Regions from separate parts of the Homo sapiens genome. Here region 1 is linked to region 2. A link is a loop called in an ENCODE intact Hi-C map of the cell type or tissue named here. Cell type or tissue: mammary epithelial cell. All regions are shown on one strand. Each heading gives the region's core, and the rest is flanking DNA. Links, peaks and the distances in the headings are about the cores only. Region 1 overlaps UTP20 (UTP20 small subunit processome component). Region 2 overlaps ANO4 (anoctamin 4).

Region 1 (2,927 bases), core at 248-2,747, 400 kb before region 2:
GCCACCATATCAAGCCCTGTAGGTAGCAGTAAGGACTTTCTATTATATTCTGAGTAAAATGAGATGTCAAAAGGTTTGTAAACAGGGGACTAACATAATCTGTGACTGCTATTACCATTTGTGATTTTTTTAATAGAGAAAATACAAGAAAACCCAATGACAACTACTAACGCTAATAAAAGTTTTGTCATGTGGATGGCTAAATAACACAAAAATCAATAGCTTTTATATATAATTAGTTATGTAGCAAAAATAAGCTAAAAAATATAAAATGGAAAATTCCCTCTACAAGAACAAAACGTAGTTATAAAATGAAAACACTTTATTGAAAGACTACAAAAAAGGAATGATTTGAATAAATGAATATAAATACTGATGCAACTTCTCCTCAAATCAAAAGGGGAAATTACTTTGGGAAAATCAAAGTAAATGTTCATCTAGATTCTAGAAAAAACCAAAATATTTTGGAAAGAAAGGACTAATGAGATTTGTGATTGTTATTATAAACAAACCAGTGCAGAATTGGAACAAGGCAGATTAATGTAAAACCAGCAAAAGCCAACTGAAGAGTCAATTATACATGGATATTTAGTGCATATTAAAAGTGGCACTCTGGCTGGACGTGGTGGCTCATGTGTGTAATCATAGCACTTTGGGAAGCCAAGGTGGGGGGACAGCCTGAGCTCAGGAGTTTTGAGACCAGCCGGGACAACATCTCTACAAAAAAATACAAAAATTTTCAGCTGGTGAAACTCCGTCTCTACAAAAAAATACAAAAATTAACTGGGCGTTTTGGCACGTGCCTGTAGTCCCAGGTACATGGGGAGCTGAGGCGGGAGGATCGCTCGAGCCCAAGAGATCGAGGCTGCAGTGAGCTGTGCTGGCACCACTGCCTTCCAGCCTGGGTGACAGAGAGAGACCTCGTCTCTGAAATAAATAAATAAATAAATAAATAAATAAATAAATGTGGCTCTCAAATCAGTAGAGAAAGTTTAGACTTTTTTAAAAAAATTATTATTATTTATTTATTTATTTTTTTATTTTTTTGAGACAGAGTCTCGCTCTGTCATCCAGGCTGGAGTACAGTGGCGCGATCTCAGCTCACTGCAACCTCCACCTCCCGGGTTCAAGTGATTCTCCTGCCTCAGCCTCCCAAATCGCTGGGATTACAGGCACGTGCCACCACGCCCAGCTTATTTTGGTATTTTTAGTAGAGTTGGGGTTTCACCATGTTGGTCAGGCTGGTCTCCAACTCCTGACCTCGGGATCCATCCACCTCCGCCTCCCAAAGAGCTGGGATTACATGCGTAAGCCACCAGGGGGCGTCCAGCTGAAAGTCTGGATTTTTTAAGTGAAATGGTATTGCGACAATTGGGTAACACTATTTGGAAAGAAATTAGGTTTAATCCTTACTTCATTTCATACATCAAAATAAATTCCAGATGAATAAAATAATCAAATTAAAACAAACAGAATGAGAAGAAAACAGAGAGGAATATTATTTACCTGGTTTTAGAAAATACAAGTTGTCAGACATTAAAAAAAAATTTCATGAGAAAATAAACACAAATGACCCATAATCTTTTAAAACAATTCATCTTCACTAGTAAACCTAAAATATGTGAAGTCATACAACATGATATCATTTATCACTGACAAATTAGCAAGAATTAAAACAATCAAAAAATAATAACAACAAACACCCTAGTGTTGGAATGGTGTGAAACAGGCATCCTACTGCTGGTAGGAATATAAAGTGGTTCAAACTTATGGTTGGAAAGAAGTAGTTCTGAACAACAATTTGGTAATATACACCAAAAAGTTTTAAAATTTTCATCAATTTTCCTATCAAGAATCTATTCTAATCCATCAATCGAATAAGATTTATAGGTATTCAATGTAAGATTTTCTATTTTGCAAAAAAACCAAAATAAACAACAAAAACTACAGACAGGCAAAATGCTCAACACAAGTAAATGACAGCTTGTCTATATGATGAAGAATCACATTTTGAAACATTTCATGATCTAAGAAAATTCTTGTAAAATATTAAGTGAAAAAAGGTTATAAAACGTTTTATAAAATATCATCTCAATTTTCTTTCAAAAACTTGTATGGGTGTATTATTTAGATGTTTTTTGGTAGCTTGTATTCAACTACTCTGGACTTCATACAACCATCTGCTTTTTACTCTTAGAAATTTAAAATATACAAGTATTGCGGATGTTTCCTATTTACTATTGTTTTTGAGATTATAAAGTTGATAGTTATTTTTGAGTGTTTGGATATAAGATGATTTCTGCTTTCTATTTTTATTGTTTCTGTAATCCACCAATAACTGTAATTTTGTATATTCACTTATTCACTCCCTCAAATATTTTTATGTCTATTATAGTAAAGTTCTTAAAGCTTGCTATAAATGGAATCTTAATGCTGGCTACAAATGGAACTAAACAGAGCCATTAGATAAGTGCTAGCAGAGTCCCTGAGCATATCTGAACCAGCTCCTATTAAGGAAACAGAAGCCCAGTGGATCTAAAAGACTTTCTCTATCTGATAGAACTACACAGTAGGGGGCTGGACCAAAAGCAAACCTGTTAAATCCCAATCCCATGATCTTTCCAATTCTCATCATTCCAGAGCTGGTGAGATGAAAGATTTAAGCTTCATTTTTCTTTATACCCAGCATATATAAACTTTGTATTATTTATGGATCATCTTTTTGCTCTACCATTTATAATTAAAGGAATAATAACATCATTAAATATCACATGATATTTGGAAAACAGAGTGAAATATTTCTACTGTATCTCAACAGTAAAATTTAGGAAAATATTAAATTTAATTATATTATTGTCACAATAATACTATGGTAAGATCTTCTTTATATTAGGGCCCAGGCGCAGTGGCTCACGCCTGTAATCCCA
Region 2 (2,927 bases), core at 275-2,774:
TAATTTCTTTATTTTCTAAATATTTATTTATCTTCTAAATATGGAAATACAATTTCCCAGACAGAATGAATGATTGAGGAATAAAGACAAAGGTGGCAGTCAACACTTATACACCCCTGACTGTGTACCAGGCACTATGTTAAAGGCTTTACATAGATGTACTATTACTATTTTCCTTTTACAGATGTGGAAATTAAGGCAAAGAGAGTTAAAGACTAAATAAAATAACATAGGTAAAAGGTCAGCCACAAAATTGCCAGACAAGATTATCTGCTCAATATATGCCAGCCCCCCCGGCCCCGCTCACCCCCATACCCCATACCCTGCCATCTGCTCCTCTGAAATGGCATGACCATGCAGGTTAAAAATAAAATTGGAAATCAGGGCTAAAGAATTAGATTCAAAGTGACTCACTCGGTGTCACTGAGAAATGACTCAGTCTCCTCAGCCACAAAAGTATACACCACCCCTAATGTAGGCACAGCTATATGATTATGTAGACACACGTGCAAGCACAAACAGACTGCAGGATAACAATGATCCCACAATCCTTTTAACTCCTCAGATCTCACTGCAAACACTATCTTGTGCCCTCTTTCCTTCATCAGAACCTGATGGAATACAACACAATCATGTGTTTCAGGGTATGGATGCCATTCAAGAGTGTCCCTACAGTATATATCCAGATATGCTGGGAATCATGAAAGGAAAAACTAGGAGCAAAACAAGAGGGGTGGGCAACAAATGGTAGGGGGATGAATGGTCTCTAAAAAGGGCTGGACATTGAAAATAATTTAAAGTGAGAATGAAAAAGTACAGTATAACCTTTGAATGACATGCTTCACAGTAGCCAGCTAATGTAATAAATGCTCACATACATACACACACACATACACCTGATTCATGGACTGCAGAGCTTTAAGACATGATTCTCAATCAAGTTTCAGAAGGAAATATTTTAAAATGCTTACCTCTTAAAATGTTCGGATTTGAAAACTTTGGTGATTAAAAAAGCAGTGTTTTTCTTTTTGTTTGTTTATTTTTGTTTTAATAGGTGCTACTGTACATAAGATTTGAGTAGGCACTCCACTCCTTAAACTATGGATGGAGGGTTTGAATCTTACTAGATGAACTCAAGAGTAGGAATTGCACTGTAATGTTGTTATCATTGCATCAAACTAAATCTATCTGCAAGTTCCCATTCCACCGGCTTCGTGGACAATTTAATTTCAGTTATTGCTGACACTCCCACTTTCCTGCCTCATGTATCCAGAACTGTGCAAAGGTCCTAGGAGTTTTGTAAAGAGCAGAACATTTAGAAAGAGCAGTCAGGTGTCCAAGACACACTGGTTACTACTGAGCTGCCCACCTTTCAAGTCTCCAGTGATTCCACACGTTCACTCAATCACTAACAAATATTAGTAAGCACCTACCACACTCCATGCTCTGTTCAAGGCACTGGAGATAAAACAAAGAAACAGGAAGATGAGACTGCCCCCTTCCCAGAGACTCCTAAGTTCCTTTCTCAGGCCAGGAACTCTCTGTGTGACTGACAGTTCAGGTGGCTCCCCTGCAGTCTCCCAGGCATGCAACATAGCCATTCCCTCCCTTTCCATTCCCCCTACCAGAAGCCTGGCTCCCTCTACAGGGCATCTCTCTTGCAATTTCTTCTTCCATACAAGCATCAGTCTTGGAAGCTCAGGCTTTCAGAAAAAAAAGGCAGGAACTTTAGTTAACACAAAACTCTGCTGAAACAAAGGAGTTCAAGGTACCTGACTACCATCTTGGAATGGAGAGTGAAGGGTGAGAATAGAGAGGAAGGGACAAATAACATCAACGAAAAGAAACAAACACACACACACACACACACACACACAAACACACCCTTGTTATACTTTCACATGTAAATGCCTGTTCCTAAAAAGCAATCAAGTTGTTTTCCTGTTGAACACCAAAACAAGACGTGATCTGAAAACGTTTTCATTTTTCCTGAATTAGACTTTGTACCAAACATTCACCACTGCCTTAAGGTATTATGCCTAGCACAGTACCTGACACATGACAGGCAAGATGGATGGATGGTTAAAATAACTCTTTTCTTTTTTATAAGCTGTACATCTAATATGGAGGATCTGAAAAAGCACTTGAGTATGGCCAGCCACTCTGAGACATCTTTAGAAGAGATGAGGATATACTTAGGGTATGCACACTAAAAGATAAAATACTGTAAATGTATTTCACAATGTAGAAGCATGGTGGCAAAATTCTTGCATCAAGATGTGAAAATATAATACAACTTTAAAAATGCAAAGTAGTTCATTTTTCCTAATCATTTTTATTTAATTTAGTATTTAGCAGAACAAGGATGAACATACAATTAAATATTGACTCTATCACATAGTAACCATATATCCTTGGGGAGCTATATTCAGTTTTTTCACCTTTAAAATGGAGAAAATCTTATCTATTATTACTTAGGGTTAAGATTGAAAAGAGATACTTTGGGAAAACACCATCATGGCCAGCCTACCCCAGACACTCAAGAAATGTTTGAAATACACACATGTAAGCATGCACATATGCACTTCTAGCTTGATCTTGAAGGTCTCATATATATATATATGTGTGTGTGTATATATATGTATGTATATATATGTATGTATGTATATGTATGTATACACACATATATACATGCATACATATATATATATATACTATATATAAATAGTCACAACATTTGAAGAAAAAAGTGAAAATTTTCCATCATCTTGTTAATCTTAACAAAAAGGAGAGGAATTATACTGATGTTCAGAATTCTGTATTCTTTTTTTTTTAATTATACTTTAAGTTCTGGGGTACATGTGCAGAACGTGCAGGTTTGTTACATAGGTATACACGTGCCATGGTGGTTTGCTGCACCTATCAAC

The links. Hi-C counts contacts between places; a loop is a spot of excess contacts. Peaks named below come from ENCODE experiments on the same cell type or tissue, not always from the same donor. Only the 100,000 strongest peaks of a DNase experiment are listed, where the experiment ranks them.
Region 1: a loop joins it to region 2, with 15 times the contacts of the local background. A loop is called at or near these places in 7 of 110 quality-filtered maps.

Annotation. Positions count from the first base shown.
Region 1 is chr12:101,322,257-101,325,183 of GRCh38, reverse strand. All of the region lies in intron 25 of UTP20 (UTP20 small subunit processome component), which reads right to left. Among named protein-coding and RNA genes, the nearest start is that of UTP20, 44 kb to the right of the region's middle. In mammary epithelial cell, for the core only: a CTCF peak has its summit at 1,315 (motif pointing right); no DNase peak of the experiment used is centred there.
Region 2 is chr12:100,925,553-100,928,479 of GRCh38, reverse strand. All of the region lies in intron 3 of ANO4 (anoctamin 4), which reads right to left. Among named protein-coding and RNA genes, the nearest start is that of ANO4, 130 kb to the right of the region's middle. In mammary epithelial cell, for the core only: a CTCF peak has its summit at 1,640 (motif pointing left); a DNase peak (open chromatin) is centred at 439; H3K27ac peaks cover 268 bases.